2 separate regions of the Homo sapiens genome follow, and region 2 is linked to region 1. The links are chromatin loops, found by intact Hi-C in ENCODE. Cell type or tissue: HCT116. All regions are shown on one strand. Links, peaks and the distances in the headings refer to the core of each region. The heading gives the core; the rest is flanking DNA.

Region 1 (10,910 bases), core at 1,961-9,960:
TATTATACTTGAATGATAGTTTTTTTTTTCTTGGCGCACTTTGAAAATTTCATTCCATTCCCTCCTGGCCTCTGTGGTTTCTGTTAGAAGTCTGTTGCTAGATGAATTGGAGCTCCTTTATATGTTATTTGCTTCTTTTCTCTTGCTGCTTTTAGATCCTTTGCCTTTGACCTTTGAGAGTTGCATTATTATATGCCTTGGGTTAGTCTTATTTGGGTTAAATCTGTTTGGTGTTCTAAGACCTTCCTGTACCTGGACATTTATCCTTCTCAAGTTTTGGAGACTCTTCTGTTATTATTTATCTTTCTACCCCTTGCTCATGTTCGGCTCCCTCTTGAATGCCAATAATTCTTAGATTTGATCTTTTGAGCTAATTTTCTATATCTTGTGGGTGATCTTCTTTCCTTTTCATTCTTTTTCATTTTTCTTCTTTGACTGCATATTTTCAAATAGCCAGTCTTTGGGCTGATTCTTTCCTCTGATTCATTGTGCTCTTGAGAGCCTTTAAAGGGTTCTTCTCCCTTTAAATGTACTTCTCCATTCCAATATTTCTATTTTTTAATTACAATCTCTTTGTTAAATTTCTCTGATAAATTTCTGAAATGCTTTTCTGTGTGATCTTGGAGATCACTGAGTTTCCTTAAACTACTGTTTTGAATTATTGGTCAGAGAGCTCACAAATTGCTGTCTTGTTAGGGTCAGTTACTGGATTTTTGCTTTATCCTTTTGGAGAGGTCATGGTTCCATGCTGTTTCTTGTGGATGTCTAGGTCTTTGCATTGGATGATTATTTATCCTAGTTTTCTCAGTCTTGTTTTGTTTTTTTAATTGAATATATTTGCTTAGCACATCTTTGCCTGCACGTCATTGCTTCCTTTTCAGCTTTAGGTGACACCTTAAGCCCAGGTTTGCCTCAGCCTTAGTTAATGCTCAGAGTGCTCCTGGTCCTAAATGGAGGAGGTCCCAGAGGGATTATCCTGACTGTGTCAGAAGGCTGGCTAGAGGTTCATGCCCAGGAGACCTGTGGGACTTACTTCCTACAGTGTGGTGCTGCTGAACGGCCACTCTGATTTAGCATCTTCTTTGGCTGAGTTACAGAGCAGAGGTCCTAGGGCTGGAGATGGTAGTCCTGTCTCCCCACTTTGTCTCTTCCTGTTCTCAGGGATATTTCTGCCATCAGGCAGTCACAATGCTTCCCACAGGTTAAAGCAAGGACAGGGTTCCTGCCAGGGAACCCAAGAAAGTGGGGAAGCTGGTTGACCACCTCAGTTTCACTTTTTCTATTGTAGAAACTGAGTTTGGGAGAGATTTTTCACATACTTGGTACAGGGCAGAATCGGGGTGAGGGTCATTACAGATGTAGAAATCCATTTCTCCTATTGTCTGCTCAGAGGTTTTCCATTTCTCTAAGGCCCTGAAAACTGTCTCATCCTCAGATCTGAGCTCTGGATTGTTGCTGGTGAAAATCTCAGTGCTGTATATATACTTTTTGGTATTCTACGGGGGGAGAGTGAAACCAGCTTACCTCTACACTGTCATTTTGAAACCAGAAGTCTCCCGGCTGTGAAATTTTTGAAAATGTGATTGTTGTATTACTCATTTGATATTAACTAACATTTAACATGTAGTGGGGTAATCAATAAGTGTTTGTTGATCTGCTTTGTGACAGTAGGAAGAAATGATATTGGCTCTCGTTCCACTGAGCTACTAGGACATTAAGATAAATAGTCTTTATGGGGCCTTTGAGAAATTGGGTTTATTTTAGGTAATTATTAGGATGCATAATCAATGAAAGTTAACAGATAGACAAATATCCAGAAAAACTATAGAAACTTAAGCAGCCTGGGAAACATGGCAAGGCCCTGTCTCTACAAAATTTTTAAAAATTAGCCAGGTGTGGTGGTGTGCACCTGTAGTCCTAGCTACTTGGGAGGCAAAAGTGGGAGGATTGCTCGAGCCCAGGAGGTTGAGGCTGCAGTGAGCCGTGATTGTGCAGCCAAAAAAAAAAAAAAAAAAAAAAAAAAAAAGAAATGGGAAAAAACTGAAGGTTTAAAAAGAAAAGATAAATCATATTTTATAAATTAGGAGAAGCTGAAGAGGAGAATCATAAAAAAGCAGCACAGCAGGGCCTCAAATAACATGACTTTGTTCAACATGGTTTCGTTGTAATGTGGAAAAACTGCCTGTAATTCCAGCACTTTGGGAGGCCGAAGAGGGTGGATCACCTGAGGAGTTTGAGACCAGCCTGACCAACATGGAAACCCCGTGTCTACTAAAAATACTAAAATTAGGCATGTGTGGTGGCAGATGCCTGTAATCCCAGCTACTTGGGAGGCTGAGGGAGGAGAATTGCTTGAACCCGGGAGGTGGAGGTTGTGGTGAGCCGAGATCGCTCCATTGCACTCCAGCCTGGGTGACAGAGTGAGACTCCGTCTCAAAAAAAAAAAAAAAAAAAAAAAAGAAAGAAAGAAAGAAAGAAAAAACTGATTCCCAATGGGGACTACTGTCTGTGTGGGGTTTGTACATCCTCCTCATGTCTGAGTGGGTTTTCTTTGGATATTCCAGTTTCCTCCGAAATCTCAAAGCTGTACACATTAGGTTAATTGGTGTGTCTACATGGTCCCAGTTGGAGTGAGTATGTGGGTGTCTGTGAGCGTGTCCTGTAATGGAATTACATTCTCTCCAGGGTCATTTCCCACCTTGCACCCTGAGCTTCTGGAAGAGAATCCAGCCATCTGTGAGCCTGAACTGAAATAAGTGGGTTAGAAAATGAATAAAGGTATGAATACATATGATGGTAAAATAAAACTTCACAAAATATATGAAAATCATATAAATACATTGATATTATGTGGCTGTGTCCCCACCTAAATCTGACCTTGAATTGTAACAATCCCTATGCGTCAAGGACAGGACCAGGTGGAGATAATTAAATCATGGGAGCAGTTCTCCCATCCTGTTCTCGTGATAGTGAGTGAGTTCTCATGAGATCTGATGGTTTTGTAAGGGGCCTCCCCCTTTGTTTGGCACTTCTTCCTGCCGCCCTGTGCAGAAGGACATGTTTGCTTCCCCTTCTGCTATGATTGTAAATTTCCTGAGGCCTCCACAGCCCTGCAGAACTGTGTGTCAAGTAAACCTCTTTCCTTTATATATTGCCCAGTCTTGGACAGTTCTTTATGGCAGTGTGAGAACACACTAATACATGCATGAAAATAAATGATGCAGGACAAAAGTGCTTATTGAGCCTGCCATGTCTGTGATTGTTTTTGAGCTGCATAGTGGTAGGAAGTACTCTGATATTTTTTGCTTTGCGAACATTTATTCCTTGATTTAATCCACCACTATTGCAACCCCCATCACTCACTGATTCACCAAAAATTGGGTAATTATGCTACTTGTTTTTATTAATATTTCTTAAAGGTATATATAGCTCACATTTATTTCAATGTTTAATATTAGAAGTGTTTTGTGTCTTTATTTAGAAGTTTGGTGATGTTTCTGTGACCAGAAAAATGCCACAAGAAACTAAACTCTTGTTTATACCAATTAGCCTATGGTAAAATTGGTTTTGTTTTGCTTAAAGTTGCAGTTTCCAAGCACCTATTGATGACATTGAGGACTTATTGTATTTAGAAAAAAATGCCACCCTTATATTTCTCGAATACTCTATAATTTCACTGTACTTTAGGGTCCATGATTTTGCTTGTTTTTCACAATGATGATGTAGATAGGGCAGACATCATCCCCATTTTACAGATTAAGAATCTGATTCATGGTTGATGAGGTTAGATGTCTAATCCAAGGTTGTATGCCAGGTTGATGGTAGGTAGATCCAGAACTTGAACCCTAATCTAAGGCCTTTTTTTTTTTTTTTTTTTTTGAGACGGAGTCTCACTCTGTCGCCCAGGCTGGGGTGCAGTGGTGCAATCTCGGCTAACTGCAAGCTCCACCTCCTGGGTTAACACCATTCTCCTACCTCAGCCTCTTGAGTAGCTGGGACTACAGGCACCCGCCACCACGCCCGGCTAATTTTTTGTATTTTTAGTAGAGACGGGGTTTCACTGTGTTAGCCAGGATGGTCTCGATCTCCTGACCTCGTGATCCGCCCGCCTTGGCCTCCCAAAGTGCTGAGATTACAGGTGTGAGCCACCGCGCCCGGCCAATCTAATGCTCTTTCTTAACACTGAGAACTGTCCATAAAAGGTGGAATTGCCCCTGACTTTGGCTGTTAGGCAGGATACATTTATGAGCTCCACATTCCCCTTCCTCTACATATCTGGGTCTCCTCTCCTAGGAGACCTACTTCTGGGTCTAGGTCTCTAGAGATAGCTACCAGCCACCAAGACCTTTAGATGGTTTACTTTGACATGTCATCCCTGGATTTATCTCCTAGGACTGGGACACAGGAACTTTTAGCTTATTGTACTTATTCATTGAGTGAGTTATTAGTGTGTGCTAGAAACTGTGCTGAACCCTGGACAGACAATATTGATCAGGAAGACATAAGGCCTGCCCGTATGATGTTTTACAGTAGTGGGAGAGAGATATTCTATATCCACACTCACAAACCCTTAGGAGCCTTAGACACTATAAGAGGGCCACACCTTGTGGCAAATGTTATCTGTATAGTAACAACATCCCATAAAAATAAGAAATATGGCTCACAACTCTAAAACTCCAAGTGTGTTAAGTGCTATGATGCTATGAGAGCATATAATAGCAGAATTTGGTTACGTCAGGGAGGTCACAGAAAAGATTCCAGTTAAAGCCAGATCTGAGGGAAGAGTAGGCATTAACTAGACAAAAGTGTTGTACAAAACTAAACTAGTGCTTCTTGTCTTGTCCAGCATGGTAAAATTTTGAACCTCACAATATTTCTCAGACCTCTCTACATGATGAGTAGCCGATTTTTTAATTGTCTTCTGTGGAAGGCTCAGAGTAGCCGATTTTTAACGATTGGGGAAATACACAGTCCTATGAATCCGCTAACAACTCTAAATAGATTTCTAATTTATTAATCACCCAACCTTTAGATACATTTGAGCCATATTTCTTATTTTTGTGGGATGTTATTACTATACAGATAACATTTGCCACAAGGTGTGGCCCCCTTATAGTGTCTAAGGCTCGGGTTTGCTGCCCATGAGTTATCCATCTCTGAGCTAATCTGTGGGCATGTACTGTTGAGACAAGAGAAAACAAGAGCTTTCTTCTCCTCTCTCTTTCCTCTGCTACTAGGTACCAAAAGTCCATTTTTTCAGTGGCTTCTTGGGGACATCAGTGTCAGCCAGTTTGCAGTCCAGTTTCAAGAGTGAACAGGCTGTGAAAAGACCTAGTATTGCTTTAGAATAAGTAATTGTGAAATGGAAAAACTATTAAGGGAAGAGAGCACAAATATTGGGTAATAGCAGTGGTTGGTCAAACTGATTCAGAAAGCCCTTATGGTTCAGTATATTTTATTTGGGTAAAAAGGGAGGAGTTCTCTTAAGAATGTTTAAATACATTATTTTAAAAAAATTGAAACAGAGTCCCACTCTATTGCTCAGGCTGGAGTGCAGTGGCTCATTCATAGCTCATGGCAGCCTCAAACTCCTGGGCTCCAGCCATCCTCCCACCTCAGCCTCCCAAGTAGCTGAGACTACAGGAATGTGCTACTATGACTGGCCAATTTTTAAAATTTGTAGTAGAGACAGGGTCTTACTATGCTGCCTAGGCTGGTCTCAAACTCCTGGGCTCAAGTGATCTTCCTGCCTTGGCCTCCCAAAGCACTGGGATTGCAGGTGTGAGCCATTGTGCCTGGCATAAATACATTCTTCAAAGCACCTGGAGTGCTGTTTGGGCTGGCAAAGCTCTGGGGATCAAGTCCCAGAATGATGCGTGCACTTCCTCACCAAAATAGTGCTGCTTTTCCTTCTGTCTGGGATGTCTAACCTGTCTCCAAGCTTGGCCCTCTGACCTGCAGGCTTAAGCTTCAGCCTGGACTCTTCTGTGAAGGCATTGCTGACCCCTTCAGAGAGATTCTAGAGTGATTTCCCAGGCCCCCCTGTACAGCGGTCCACCTGCATTATTTGCAATTGCCACATGGCCCCACATGTCGCCTCATGAGGCTGGGAACTCCCAAAGGCAGTGGCTAATAGGTGCTCAATAAATGCTTGGGAAAGGAATTCGTTGTTGCTTTTCGGATACTGGGGATTTAAAATAAATATTACAAAGTATTTTGGGAGAAAAATATAATGGTGTCTACTAGAGTTCAAAGCAATGTGCAACTCTGCCATAATTTTAAGCTCTTGGTATACTTGTTATCCTGAATGATGTCAAGTATTGTAATCCAGTTTCGTGAATCTACGACAGGACAACTAGCAGCTCTGGGGGAAGGAAGCACAAAACGCAGAAAGCAAAAGGAACCGCATCAAATTACAAGTAGAGCTAGGCAAGCGGCACATTGAAGAGGCTGCTTAAAACACACACGTGGGATGGCCACAAGGTGGCAGCTTAGAACCGTGACATTACGCATCGACCATTCAAAGACCGAACAGCGGGGAATGTGGCAGGCTGGAGAGTGGAGAGCGGGTTTATTGGGGCAATTAGAACCGGGAAAGGAGAAAGAGACCGTGATTTATTGTATTTGGTGCGCACATCCTTATAATTTTGTTTGCCCTAGAAAAAAGCACAGGCACACACACTTAAATGCATATACACAGCAAAGACTCATCAATTTCACTCTTGAGAAGCGTTAACCCCAGAATGAGTCTCCTGTGCAGTCGCGAGCTGGCTGTTTCCTGAGGTGGCCTCACGTCCTTCGTACCTTTTATGGCGTGCTTTTATAGGCTGTTTAAGAACTTTTTTTTTTTTTGAGACGGAGTCTCGCTGTGTTGCTCAGGCTGGAGTGCAGTGGCACGATCTCGGCTCACTGCAACCTCTGCTTCCCGGGTTCAGGTGATTCTCCTGCCTCAGCCTCCTGAGTAGCTGGGATTACAGGCGCACGCTACCATGCCCGGCTAATTTTTGTAATTTTTTTTTGGTAGAGACAGGGTTTCACCATGTTTGCCAGGCTGGTCTCAACTCCTGACCTCAGGTGATCCGCCTGCCTGCCTCGGCCTTCCAAAGTGCTGGGATTACAGGTGTGAGCCACTGCGCCCGGCCAGGACTTCTTAAGAGTACTTTTACTTTCTCTGGGGTTCATGTAACATATTTACTTTAGAACCTCACTAAGTTGCTACTCTACTCTGCTTATAAAAATATACATATAGAAATCCATATATTATTATAGACTATATACATCTATATTATACGTTATAATAATATGTAGCATTAATTGATGAATCAGGAAACCAGTGCTTTCTACTATGCCTTTGAAATAGTGGGTGCTTAATATATGTCTGCTGAACTGAAGGGAAACAGAATACATATTTTGGAAAATGGAAGGTGTGGACACAGTAGCAGAGGAATATTGCAACACAGTGTAGAGGATCATAAAGGGGCAAAAGGGAGAAGAGAATGTCTACCTCTCTGCCACTTCTCAGAGCTAACCTGCTGTACCCAAGGGTCCATGAAACTCAAGGTCCCATTCCCTAGTTTTTGTTTTGTTTTTTTGTTTGTTTGTTTTGAGACAGAGTCTCACTGTCGCCCAGGCTGGAGTGCAATGGCGTGATCTCCGCTCACTGCAACCTCCGCCTCCCATGTTCAAGCCATTCTCCTGCCTCAGCCTACCAAGTAGCTGGGATTACAAGCGCGAGCCACCAAACCCAGCTAATTTTTTTTTTTTTTTTTTTTTTTTGAGACTGAGTCTCGCTCTATCGCCCAGGCTGGAGTGCAGTGTCTCGATCTTGGTTCACTGCAACCTCCACTTCCCGGGTTCAAGTGATTCTCATGCCTCAGCCTCCCGAGCAGCTGGGACTACAGGCGCGTGCCACCACGCCTGGCTAATTTTTGTATTTTTAGTAGAGATGGGGTTTCACCATATTGGCCAGTCTGATCTCGAACTCCTGACCTCAGGTGATCCACCCGCCTTGGCTTTCCAAAGTGCTGGGATTGCAGGTGCAAGCCACCATGCTCGGCTCTAATTTTTGTATTTTTATTTTTATTTTGAGACAGAGTCTCACTCTGTGCCCAGGCTGGAGTGCAGTGGCATGATCTCAGCTCACTGCAACCTCCACCTCCCAGGTTCAAGCAATTCTCCTGCCTCAGCCTCCGGAGTAGCTGGGATTACAGGCGCCGTCCACCATGCCAGGCTAATTTTTAAAATATTTTTAGTAGAGACGGGGTTTCACTGTGTTGGCCAGGCTCGTCTTGAACCCCTGACCTCAGGTGATCCACCTGCTTCGGCCTTTCAAAGTGCTGGGATTACAGGTGTGAGCCACCATGCCCAGCCCCCTTCCTTAGTTTGATCTATACTATCACCACGTCTACATGTCCTAGTGATTTGAACAGCAGCCTTTATAACATAATCGTGAAACTTTGGATTTCTAGAAGGCAAATGACGTAAGAGTCAATGCCTTGTCTGAATGATCATATTTCCATACCTTGCCCAGAGGAGGCATTTAATAAAGATTGGTTATAAATTTAACCTATCCAATAAGAAGTCCAAAAGCTAAGCACTGAACCACATGAACGTGGGAAATTACTGAATTAAAAGGAAATGTTATTTACAATAAACCATATAGATAGATACTACCTAAAACGTAGCTTTTGTTAAACTTCCAACAAATCGAAATTATATTTTAGTAAAATCATAATTTTTCAGACCAGCAGTAGGGTAAAAACTATGGATATGGGGCAAAGGGTGTGGTATCATCCTGTCTCCAGGAACTTATAACTTACTGGAAAACGATAACATATCTATAAATGCACTTTCAACAACATATGGCAAAAATAAGTGCTATAGATGCTCAGAGGAGGGAGGAAGGCTTCATAGAAGGGATTAGCATTGGCCTGGACTTTGGAAGGTGAATCATAACTGTATAACAGGAGGGGGAAGCATTCTTGGGGCAGAGGCTCAGGAAGGTGTGTTCAGGTGAGGGTGAGTAGAACAGGGTGCCCAGAACAGTTCAGGAGGGTGTGGCACAGGGAGAAAAGACTGAGATGCAGAGGGGCCAGATCATGAGGACGCCTGGGAGTCTGTCCTCAGAGAGTCTGTCCTTTACCCCAGAGGCACTGCAGGCCTTTGAACAGGGTAATGACCTGGTGGAGGCTAAACTTTTGAAAGATTATGCAGGATATATTGATATGGGTATAATTAGAGACTTAGATGTTATTTTGTTTTATAAAAGTCATCCAGACAAGCTGGGCACAGTGGCTCATACCTGCAATCCCAGAGCTTTGAGAGGCCAAGGCAGAAGGATCACTTGAGATTAGGAGTTTGAGACCAGTTTGGGCAACATAGTGAGACACTGTCTCTACAAAAAAAAAAAAATCAAAATAAAAAAAATTTACCAGGCACAGTGGTGCGTTTGTAGTTCTGGCTACTGGGGAGGCTGAGGTGGGAGGATCACTTGAGCCCTGGAGATCACAGCTGCAATGAGCCATGATTATGCCACTGCACTCCAGCTTGCGTAACACAGCAAGACCGTGTCTCAAAACAAAACAAAACAAACAAAAAACAAAAAAAGTCATAAAGTACAACCTGTAGCTATTGTACATATATAAATATTCAAACATATGATAGCCAGTAGGTTTATCATATAATTGGATGACAAAATAAATTTGAGAACCACATTCTATTTTAAATATATTAATTTTTATTAGTTGAAAAGATTTTAAAGATATACAGTATTTGAGAAAATGACAAAAACAAATCTCATGAAATATCTTTCATTTTCACTTTAAATATTTTTTATGAACAAAGTACAAATAATGGCCCACATTTCTTATAAATAGACTAATTTTTAAAGATGTAGCTGGGGAATGGATGATGAATGAAGAGGACAATGACTACGACTTTATTTAGAAGCAAATCCCACCTAAAGTGCCAAGGGCATGGGCTTGCTTTTGAAAGGGGCTCTTTGCAATCAGCTGGGCAGTGGTTTGCTATGCACGGTGGCCCTTCAGAGGACCAGCTAACCTGAAAAGTTATCCCTACCAGGATCACCAGCCAACTGCAGCACAAACCTTCTGTAAAGAAAAATGGGCTGGGTGCGGTGGCGCATGCCTGTGGTCTCAGCCACCGGGGAGGCTGAGGTGGGAGGATCAAGGCCAGGAGTTGTGGTGAGACCAGCCTGGGCAACATAGTGAGGCCTGGTCTTAAAAAGCAACTTAAGTTTCACTCAGGTATCCACAGTTTCATTTGGGTAACAGAAAAATATACCTGCTGTAGTCTGGCAGTTCCTCAAAAGTTTAAACATGGAATTTCTTTCTTTCTTTTTTTTTTTTTTTTTTTTTAAGATGGAGTCTCACTCTGTCACCTAGGCTGGAGTGCGGCAGTGCTATCTCGGCTCACTGCAAGCTTCACCTCCCAGGTTCACGACATTCTCCTGCCTCAGCCTCCCAAGTAGCTGGGACTACCGGCGCCCACTACCACGCCCAGCTAATTTGTTGTATTTTTAGGAGAGACGGGGTTTCACCATGTTAGCCAGGATGGTCTCGATCCGCCCGCCTGGGCCTCCCGAAGTGCTGGGATTACAGGTGTGAGCCATCGCGCATGGCCTAAACACGGAATTTCAATATGACCCAGTAATTCTACTCTTAGGTATATAGACAAGAGAAATGAAACATATATTCACATAAAAACTTGTATGAGAATATTCATAATAGCATTATTTGCAATACCCAAACATTGAAAACCACCTGAAAGTCCATCAACTGATGAAGAGATAAATAAAATGTGGCGTATCCATACAATGGAATATTCTCTGGCAAAAAAAAATGAGGTACTGATATATGCTATGAGATAGCTGGATCTTGAAAACATTATGC
Region 2 (10,910 bases), core at 1,138-9,137, 770 kb after region 1:
TATCAGTACTATCAGTCATCTCAAGGTATGTCTGATATTATTGTGACACTGATAAGAGCTTCTTTTCATATCAAGTCCTTCTTTTTTTTTATTCACTTAGGCCAAAGTACAAGTAACAAATCTTATCGTCTTGAATCAAAAGATTTATAGAAACAGAAGAGAAGAGTTCTGTTGGTGTCAATAACTGTAGTTGTCCATTCGTCTCTAGCCACACATTTTTTCATAATTCCTAGATCTCCTCTTTGGCCACTAACTTGGCTTCTTAGGCACTTGTAAAGCACCTTCCAACAAAAAGTTTTCATGGTACTCATAGATTTTTGTTTTCTTGTTTGTTTTTGCTGTAGTCACCAGCAAAGGACTAAGATGTTTTCACTCCTTAGATCTTCCCTTGTGTCTGTTTAAGAAGAGGAATCCTCACTTATTTGGGTAAGAGCAGAGTAAGGTTTACTCTCAGGGATAAAAGGACAGAGTCCTTTCATTTGGGGTTTCCTTTGGTTTTGGTTGTAACACAACATCATTGCTTTATGGCAGTAATGGTGAAGAAGCATTTAGTTTGTATTAAAGCAATCTTTGGCTGCATTAATAAAAGTTAAGTGGCAAAATTAAGGGATGTGAAGGTTCTGTTGTTCAATGCAGTGATAAGAAAATTACTAGGGTTGTCTTCTCATAATATCATTTTAATGAGGAAATAAAACATTTGTCACATCTCAAAATGAGGAGCATAATGCTAGTCAAGGTTCTGAAGGGCGTATCACATGAGAAACCTGTGTAACAAAAAGAAGATGTAAAATAGTGGTTTTAAAATATGAAGAATTGAATTTATTTTGTATAGCTCCATGAGAATTTTCTCTCTCTCTCTCTCTGTCTCTCTCTCTCTGTGTATGTGTATTTTTTCCTCCAAAGTGGAGGAATTACTTCCCAATTCATTTTATAAGGCCAGAATTAATCTGATACCACATTCTGGATGACATTTCAAGAAAAGAAAACTATAGACCAACATTCTTCATGAGCATAGACACGTTTTAGACAGTCAAATCCAGCTCTCTCTCTCTCTGGGTATATATATATCTATCTATCTCATATATATATATATGAGATAATGTATCATGACCAGATCGCATTGATCTCAGAAATGCAAAGTTGGTTTAACATTTGAAAATCCAAAAAAGAAAATCCTTATGATCTTCTCACTGGATTCAGAAAAAGCATTTGATAAAGTCCAACATCTATTCCTGACAAAGGAAAAAAAACTCCAAACAAACCAGGATTAGAAAGGAGCTTACCCATTCTGATAAAAGCATCTATGGAGAACCTGTAGCTAACATCATATTTACGGTGAAAGATTAAATGCTTTCCTCCTAAAACTAGGAAGAAGATAAGGATATTCACTCTTACCACTATGTTCAACATTACATGAAAGACTCAAGCCTGTGTAATAAATCAAAGAAAGGAGAGTCATCCAAGTTGGAAAGAAAGAAGTAAAACTCTTAATTTGCATTTCTACATGATTATGTAAATAATTATATGCAACTTATACAAAATCTAAATATTAAGTGAATTTTTCAGGGTATAAATACAAAAGTATTTATATATACTAATAATGTGCTATTGCAAATTAAAAATTTTAAATATCACATATGTTATAGTATAAAAAGCATAAAATACTTAAGGATAAATTTGACAAAATGTGTGAAAGATCTGTGCACCAAAAACTATGAAACGTTCCTGGGAAAAATTTAAGAAAATCTAACCAAATGGAAAGATGTATTGTTTTTGCAGGTCAAAAGACTTAATATTGTTTAGATATTAATCTTCCCAAAACTGATGTATAGATTCAATGCGTTCCAAATCAAAATCCTAGCAGGGATTTTTTCTCTGATAGAAATTGACAAGCTGATTTCAATATTTATATGGAAATGCAAAATTCTCAGAATAGCCAGAATAACTCTGAAAAAGATCAAAGTTGATAGGCTAACACTTTCTGATTTGAAGACTTGTAAAAGTACTACTAAGACAATATGCTATTAGCATCATACAGACAATAAAACAATGGAACAGAAGACAGAGTCTATAGACAACTGAATTTTAACAAATGTGTTAAGGCAATTCGATGAAGAAAATATATTCTTAACAATAAGTAGTGCCAAAAATTTGAATATTCATATATTAAAATAACTTTGATCCATACCTATCACCATATATAAAAATAACTCAAATGAATGATATAACTGAATGTAAAAACTTAAAATTGTAAAACTTCTAGAAGAAAATAAAAAAGAACATTTTTGTGACTTGGATTAGGTGAAGACTTCTTAGATATGACCAAAGACTCCCAAGATATGATTAAAAAAAAGTCTTCTTCGATATGACAGATTGGTTCTATAAAAGAACAAATTGAGGGCCGGGCGCGGTGGCTTATGCCTGTAATCCCAGCACTTTGGGAGGCCGAGGCGGGCAGATCACAAGGTCAGGAGATAGAGACCATCCTGGCTAACACGGTGAAACCCCGTCTCTACTAAAAATACAAAAAATTAGCCGGGCGTGGCGGCGGGCGCCTGTACTCCCAGCTGCTGGGGAGGCTGAGGCAGGAGAATGGCGTGAACCCGGGAGGCGGAGCTTGCAGCGAGCCGAGATCGCGTCATTGCACTCCAGCCTGGGCGACAGAGCGAGACTCCGTCTCAAAAAAAAAAAAAAAAAGCCCAAAGATCTGGACAGACAATTCACCAAAGAAGACATATGGATGTTATATAAACATACAAAAAGATGTTCAACAACATTATTCATTAAAGAACTGCGGGTTAAAAGTAACACAAAGTACAATTACACATCCATTTGAATGTTTAAAATTTCAAAGGCTGATCATACTTCATGTAGACAAGGATGTAAAGAGACTCGAACTCTCATACACTTCTGGGGGACATGTAAAATGGTACAGCCAATAGGAAAACAGTTTGGTGGTTTTGTAAAAAGCTAAACAAGTACCTACGATATGATACAGACATTCCACTTTTAGGTATTTACCCAAAATAAATGAAAACGTTCCAATAATTGTACAAAAATGTTCATGGCAGTCTTATTTATAATAGCCCCAAATAGAAATGACCCAAATGTTCATGAGCAGATGGATAAATAAATGCATTTTGGTATATCTATAAAATGGAATTGAAAATAATTATGTTGACAAAAGAGCTAGACAAGAATGAGTAAATACTATATGATCTCATTTATATAACATAGGAAATTCCAACTAATCTATAGTGACAGAAAACAGGTGAGTGATTTTATGGGGCAGAGTAGGGAGTAGAGGATGGAGAAGGTTGGATAAGTTTATAAAGGAACTGAGGGACATGTTGGTGTGATGGATATACTCATTGTGTTGATTGTGATGATAGTTTCACAAGTGTATATAGATGTCAAAACATCCAATTGTGCACTTTAGATATATGCTGCTTATTTTATGTTAATTATGTCATTAAAACTCTTGAGAGAGAGAGAGACAGAGGAGAGACAGAGAGAGAGAGACAGAGAGAGAGAGAATGCCCCAGAAATTTATATGATTTAGTAAGAGGCTGATAGTTTTGAGTGGCTTCCATACCTTTCCTCCCTCTCTCCCTTCCTCCCTTCCTTCTTTTCTTGCTTCTATTATGTGATTAAAAATTATATTGTATTAATATCTTAAGAATTAACAAAGAATATACTTTACAAAATAATTCTAGAAGTCCCTTGGAATGGAAGGTGATACCTTAGAAGGAGGAAAGAAAACAAAAGGAATAGATCAGCTGTGTTACATTAAAAATGAACAGAGAATAGGTGAGAAAAGCGATGACAGGGAAACATGGCAGCATTGCAGATGGATTTTTCTGCCCGGAGATGCCAAATATTCAGTGTTCACTGTTTGTGTTTGTGTTGCTGTGTGTCATAAAACTTCTCTCTGGAAAAACGATTTGGGTCAGTCTCAGAGCAGAGATAAAGGAGCAGCTGCTCAATGCCGGGCAGAGAAGAATTTGTTACAGGCAAGTATTTCCGAGAAGGTACTGCATCTAGAGGCCTCCCAGCAATGTTGGGAACACATTGGATTTTCCACCGGAAATGAAATTGACTCTCAGTTGATATCTGGAATGGCACTTTTTTCTCTATTTCTTGATCAACATGTGCCAGTAAGTATGTTCAGGATTAGGAATTCAGAGATAAATAAGATATGGCTTTGTTCTGTCACAGCACTCAGATTAAATTTTTTAAAAACAATAATATGGTGTGAAAAGTAGGATGATAGTGGTAGTACTTGAGGGTAGTGGATGTACTTGCTCCAGAATTTCTGTGTAGGATGCTCTAGTGATTGGCATGTGGCAGCAATGGATGTGGCTATATATATATATATATATATATATATAATTTTCTATAAGAACTACATAAAAGGATAATAAAATAAAATAATAGGATAAAATGTTTGGTGTCCACATCAGAAAATGCCTGCTCGTGAGCACTAATAGAAATTATTGAGGATGCTGAATTCTCCATGCAGAAACTGACCTTAGAGGATGAATGGATGTTTAGGTGGCAGACAGCTTGGAGTAGGGTTTTCTGTACTGAGTCCATGTCCACAGCAAAAAAGTATACCAGTGAAAGATTTCCTGTTTGTGGAGTGGCAAGTCCCTGCTTGGAAGATCACTGATGTCATGATAAGAACCAGGTGATCATTTGGCTTTTCTCCCTAGTGCTTATGGAACACGAAAAAAATATATGGACTTTGGACAATGATTCAAGTTTCATCTCTGCCCCCAAGTATATGAATTAGTTGGTAATTCAAATTCAATCCCCTCATCCAATTATACCTTTGCCCCATCAATATGAATTCATTAGTAATTCAACCTAAGTCTCAGTTTTTTCGTCTCTAATATGAGGAAAACAGAGTTTTCTTGGAAAAAATTATAGGATTAGACACTACACACACACACACACACACACACACACACACACGTAAATAAATACATAGTGCCTGGTACCTAGTAGGCATGTGATAATTTTTACTTAGTTTTATTGTTGTTGTTCTCGCCAGGGCTCAAATTATTACCTGAGGTGAGAGTTCAACATTTAGTGCAGGGCCAGGGAAGTTCCCAGGAAGAACTGTTATTCAATTTTTAAAAAATGAAAAACAATGGTCACATTCTCACTGAATGTGCAGCTCTTCCCCAGGCACTTGACAAGGTGCACCAAAGATTCAACACATATCTAAGGAGTCCTTGAGTTATAAGTGACCAAACTAACGTACTTAAAGGAACTAGACAAGAATATCATATAATCAATTACAGGAGTGTGCGGTATAGGCAAGAGATGTCACAGGCCCCTGATGCTATTAGCCTCCTGTTCTTAGTATATGTGCAAAATGATGTAAGCAGTTGAATGCCATGTGCAAAGTACTAAGTGGTCCCCTAGTGGCCAGAAAGAGTTAATACTACATATATCCTGAGAGGAGCACGTAAAAACATTTCCTACCCACACATTATTTACCTCCAAGGCTATTCTCATTTGAGCTGATAAGAGTTTCCCATTCTAAATCAATTTATACTTCAATGATAGGCAACTTAAACTATTTCCCCAAATATTATTAATCACACGGACCCACTCTGTTCCCCAATGTACTCTTGAACTTACCTTTCTCACGGTTTACTGATTTCTAGAGATTATGCATTTATTTGCCAGGCTTTCTATATTAAGATATGAACCTTTGAAAGGAAGTAATTGGGTTAGTGCTATCCGGGGGAATCATGAGTTCCAGGTTTTCCAGGCTAGGACAGTCCTGGTTTATGCTGATTTTCCTAGTGTAATTATTAGTATCATCCCCTTTTATAATCACAATTGTTCCAGTCTTGAGAATTAATTATATGGTCACCTTCCTGCTCCTTTTTTTCCCCTGATGAAAACTCTAAAAATACCAGTGTAACTCAGCTGGACATGAGGTCAATCTGCATGCGATCCCTGTCACTCCCGCAATCACCAGGGCTCACTTGGCTGGTCTGTCTGGATAGGCTGTTTTCTTTTGCATATTCCCCAAGTTTTCTTCCGGAAGTTGCCATCTAAATCAGAGAAGAGGATTGTGGGTGATGTATGTGCTACTCGGCTCTCTTGTTTGAGTTTTCTCACAGTCTCTCATAAGCTCTAAAAGTCACCATTAAGCCAGTTCTAATGCCATGCCATGTTGGTTGGGCAGAATCTGCAGATCTTGGGTGAAATAATTTATCCAGCAAACACCCAGTCTATATCTACATGACTATGTAACCTGTGCTGCTACAATTAATGTGTTACTGGGTGAAAGAAGATGATCTAGATACAAAAATTGAAATAGAACAAAAGGAAATTGTGAACACTTTCTAGAGACAGCACAAGCATATCCACAATGGCCCAAATGTCACCTCTTATCATAGTCAGAACAATATGGACACCTGTAAAACCCAGCCAAGTGAGACTTTCAAACTCAAATTTATGCTTGATGTGTCAGAACGACATTGGTACATTTATAGGCTAGTTGTATGAATGCAACACAGTAGAATTGTTTTGGAATACAGCAATGGACTTGTGAACGCCTTGTTAAAATGAAGTATACTTTTCTGGCTCAGAACAGATTTCTTAAGAAGTATGTCAATGTCCTTATATGACTTGTTTCAGCAACGAAGATAATATTTTAATGGGTAGTTCAATTCAAAATGCCAAAATTAAATTATTACAAATAAAGAGGCATGTACAATTACATTCATATTCAGAAACTGCTTTGTGATTTTGATGAAGAATTAGAAACAAAATATTACCCTAAATGCCTTAAACAATACATTTTTTCTTCTTTTCTCATTATCACTGACCTGTTTTCAACCTTCTTCCAAGCTTTTACTCACATCTTAACCATATGTATTTTACATGTGAATGAGATTATGAATTCATGACTCTAGGAGATAAATGCATACATATAGACTATAAATGGTATTTCATTCTTTATACCTCATAATCTTATGCTTAGGAAGAGAAAAACCTTAAAATAAAAATCTGCCCAATAGGTATTATCACATATAATAAAATACATTAAAAGTTATAACTGGAATAACAAGATTTGGGAAATTTCAGCAGCTGCTTGGTGCTGAATACCAATAGGATCATTCTGGATTCATCACATAACAATGAATACAAACAAACAAATGACCGTATTTAGTAAATCAATAAAGACAGTCTTCTGCAAAGGCCTGGATGGGATCTATGGTTAGTTATATAATCACAGATGGGTGACATTCGAAGATTTTCCATGTGACTATAGCAGTTATTTCTGCTAAAGGATTTCAAGGAGAAATTTGGAGTTTATTATTTTATTATTATCAGTCAAATTTTGACACAAGATATATATTCATTCTTCTTGCAATGAATGTTCAAACTCTTCCATTTCTGCCAGAGACAGAGTATGGCCAATATTGAGTATAGAGAGCTGAACATAAAAATTATAGTTGAATGTTAAATAAAATAAAATGTTCTACATTTCTCTACATACTTATGCCCAGGATTACTAACATAGAGTGACCAAACTATTGCAAGAGTTGTTTCTTATGTTGGCTATTAGAAAGCTCAGAGCCTAACTTGCAGTCATTACTTGCAAATATAGAAGGCTTCATGGATGTATTTTGTACCAACTTCCCTCCTTGGCTTATTTGATTCCTTATTTTCCTTCTGCCTAATTTTTAACCTCTTTTAAATAATGTTTTCTTACTGTTTTAGTTTGGATGTGTGGCCCTTAAACCTTATGTTGAAATTTGTTCCTAATGTTGGAGGTGGGGCCTAATGGGAAGTGTTTGGGTCATGAGGTTGGATTCCTCATGAATAGATTAAAGCCCTCTCTGTGGCATGTGTGAGTTCTTACACTGTTAGTTCCCATGAAAGCTGGTTAAAAAGAGCCTGGTGCTTTCCTGCTTTTCTCTTGCTCCCTCTGTTGCCATGTGATCTCTGCACATGCAAGCTCCCCTTCACCTTCCACCATGAGTGGAAGCCTGAATCTTTTACCAGAAGCTAAGCAGATGCCAGCACGATGCTTCTTCTACAGCCTGCAGAGCCATGAGTCAAATAAACCTCTTTTATTTATCAATGACCCAGCCTCAGGTATTCCTTTATAGCAGCACAAAACAGACTAAGACACTATAGAGTATTAATTTTTGTAGGTCATATGTAGAGACATAATCTTATCTAAAAATCCCTCCAAAATTATGTATGTTCTATAAATGCTGTGTCATAGCACCTACATTACTTACCTCATTTAATTTCCTCAAAAAGGACATGAAACACCAAAAATTATCTAATACTGTAACACAGAACAATGATTTTTGTAGAGTAATTCCTCCCTCCTCATTTTACATGTTGTTATCTTTCTGCCAAAATGCCAAAATGTTTTATATAATGCACACTACCAATGTAGTGTAAAGCAGGGTAAGAAAAGAGACACTTCTCTAAATTTTTGTCTGGCACAGATTTGTGCAGAAGTAAATCAGTCACAGAGATCATTTCAGCTGTAAAAATACAGTTAAAGGAGAGCTCGTCTGTTGTAGGCAGTGGCAGCCGGAAAGAACCCACAGCAATTAGTTTAAAAGCCCAAATTTAAGGAAATACCCATTTCAGTTTTGCTGTGGATCACTATTGAATAATGGTGGAATACAGACGACAGTGAGTGACTAAGAATATAGAAGCCCAAGAAGAGGCTCCAAGCAGGACCAGGCTGAGATATTGTTCAATGCTCTTGTGGTGTGGGAGAATTGCAGCTCTGAAGTCACCCTTGCCATCTATCTTTTGTTTCTCAATGCCAGTCAGTCATTCTTAAACAACTCTTTCTATTGTAATGATTAAATTATGATCCCCAGCAGGCATTTGATGTCAGAGCTCTTCCGTTCAAAGTAGGGAGGCAACTTCTTTCTATAATTATGTTTTCTACCAGTGTTATTTAAAGTTTGCTCTTCAGCTTTCTGAATTTTGTTGTGATAGCCCTGAGGGCGTGAAATAATTCGTCTCTGATGCTTCCCGACTGACTTCTTTCTCCTTTCCTTTCTCATATATCCTGACCTTTCATTGGAATGGGCCTGATTATACCTCACAAGTTTCATCCTTACAAACAGAAGTTTTCAGTGTGACTGGTCTCTTAGGTCAGGTATTGGCGCTGTTAGAAACCTGATGCCTGTAGTTGAGGTTTTTGTTATGTGGTTTGTGACATGTTGTACAGAACAATCTGTTACATATTTGCTCCATGGATAGTACACAGAATCTTCCTATATAGTTCCACCGGATTAGGAGCAAAATCAGAAAGAATACTACTAATCTCAAAGTCTTACGGGGATTAAGAGGTGGGGGTAAGATCAACATTGCCTTGAATTTTAATGTCTTATTGCATATTCAAGAACAAATTTATTAAATATTATAGGGGAGAAATCCTTCAGACCTATTTCTTTAAATTTAATCCTTAATGTATAGGGCAACTCTCTATTTGATAGGCTTTAAGAAGGCAACCCACATTGTTTCAATGTAATCTATCTATTCAGGAAATGCCCGGCCTGAAAGACGGTTGACAGGTGAGCAATGGCATCACTATCACACCTGCAGGTTCCTGCCCAGACCTCCTCTGCTCAGTTTTATTCTGTCAAGAGGGATGCTACTGAAGTGACTTCAGTAAATTGAAAGACAGATGTGGAGTCAGGCTACTAATCTACTGTCTAATTTCCTTAGTACCGGATTGGAAGTCCTAAAATAACCAATCTATTGATGTGTCTATTTTTTTTTCATCATAGAAAATATTGAAATGTCACTTTATGACAATTCTGGGTTTTATGTCTTTTTAATGACAAAGTCATCTAGTATGTATTTTCCTCGGAAGTACTCTAGATATACAGATTTCCATTTCGGCATGCAGAGTTAAAAAATTTTTAAATGTTTATAAAAAGAAATCATCCAAGAACTAAAGAAAATTTGATAAAATATAGTGCATCTTCTATCAAGAGCCATCTTATGAGAGAGCTACCACTATAATGATAGAGATTTGCAAGTCATTAATGGAAACAGATTTTTTGTCTAGATGATTTTCAGAAGGCAGCAAGGTTTAGGTTCTTTGACTTCAAATGTGATTTTAAAATAGGCAACCACAGAGACAGCTTCTACAAAGTTGACACTTTTAGAGGAAAGTAAAGCAGACCTTTCAATTTGTCCTGAGAGCTAGGAGATAACTAGTTCTTTTTTTTTTTTTTTTTTTTTTGAGACGGAGTCTTCCTCTGTCGCCCAGGTTGGAGTGCAGTGGCGCGATCTCGGCTCACTGCAAGCTCCGCCTACCGGGTTCACGCCATTCTCCTGCCTCAGCCTCCCGAGTAGCTGGGACTACAGGTGCCCGCCACCACGCCTGGCTAATTTTTTTGTATTTTCAGTAGAGACGGGGTTTCACCGTGTTAGCCAGGATGGTCTCGATCTCCTGACCTCGTGATCCGCCCGCCTCGGCCTCCCAAAGTGCTGGGATTACAGGCGTGAGCCACCGCGCCCGGCCGGAGATAACTAGTTCTTAATAAGAATGTTAATTACCACTGGGTGTGTGAATTCTATTGTGTTGCCTTATTCCAAGTCATTTAGATTAACATATCTATTAAAGGCTTTCTTGTAGAAGATTTCCATTTCTGATGCAGGCTCATGCTTTCCCTTCTGTGTCTTTTCTCATGGTTTACACCTAAATGGAACACTGTCATCTGGGTTTTTGCATATTCAAATCTTAGTCATTCTTTAAGAAGTAAAGGCTACTACCTCCATACACTTTTGTACACATCTCTCAGTTCCTAGCATGACATATTGGTTACAGAAGATTTTCAACAAATATAGTTGAAATGAAAAGAATGAATTAAGCACTGTATTTTTTTGTA

Evidence for each region. Peaks named below come from ENCODE experiments on the same cell type or tissue, not always from the same donor. Only the 100,000 strongest peaks of a DNase experiment are listed, where the experiment ranks them.
Region 2: it touches region 1 in a loop (5-fold over the local background); 7 of 110 quality-filtered maps call a loop at or near these places.

Annotation. Positions count from the first base shown.
Region 1 is chr18:32,151,726-32,162,635 of GRCh38, forward strand. No RefSeq gene overlaps it. Among named protein-coding and RNA genes, the nearest start is that of MEP1B, 33 kb to the right of the region's middle. RefSeq lists a silencer at 6,457-6,506. In HCT116, for the core only: a CTCF peak has its summit at 6,487 (motif pointing right); DNase peaks (open chromatin) are centred at 6,486 and 8,956; H3K4me3 peaks cover 358 bases.
Region 2 is chr18:32,925,472-32,936,381 of GRCh38, forward strand. It overlaps LOC107985186 (a long non-coding RNA gene), which reads left to right. Exons shown (of 3, transcript XR_001753401.1): 3 at 345-424. Among named protein-coding and RNA genes, the nearest start is that of KLHL14, 160 kb to the left of the region's middle. In HCT116, for the core only: a CTCF peak has its summit at 5,412; a DNase peak (open chromatin) is centred at 5,420.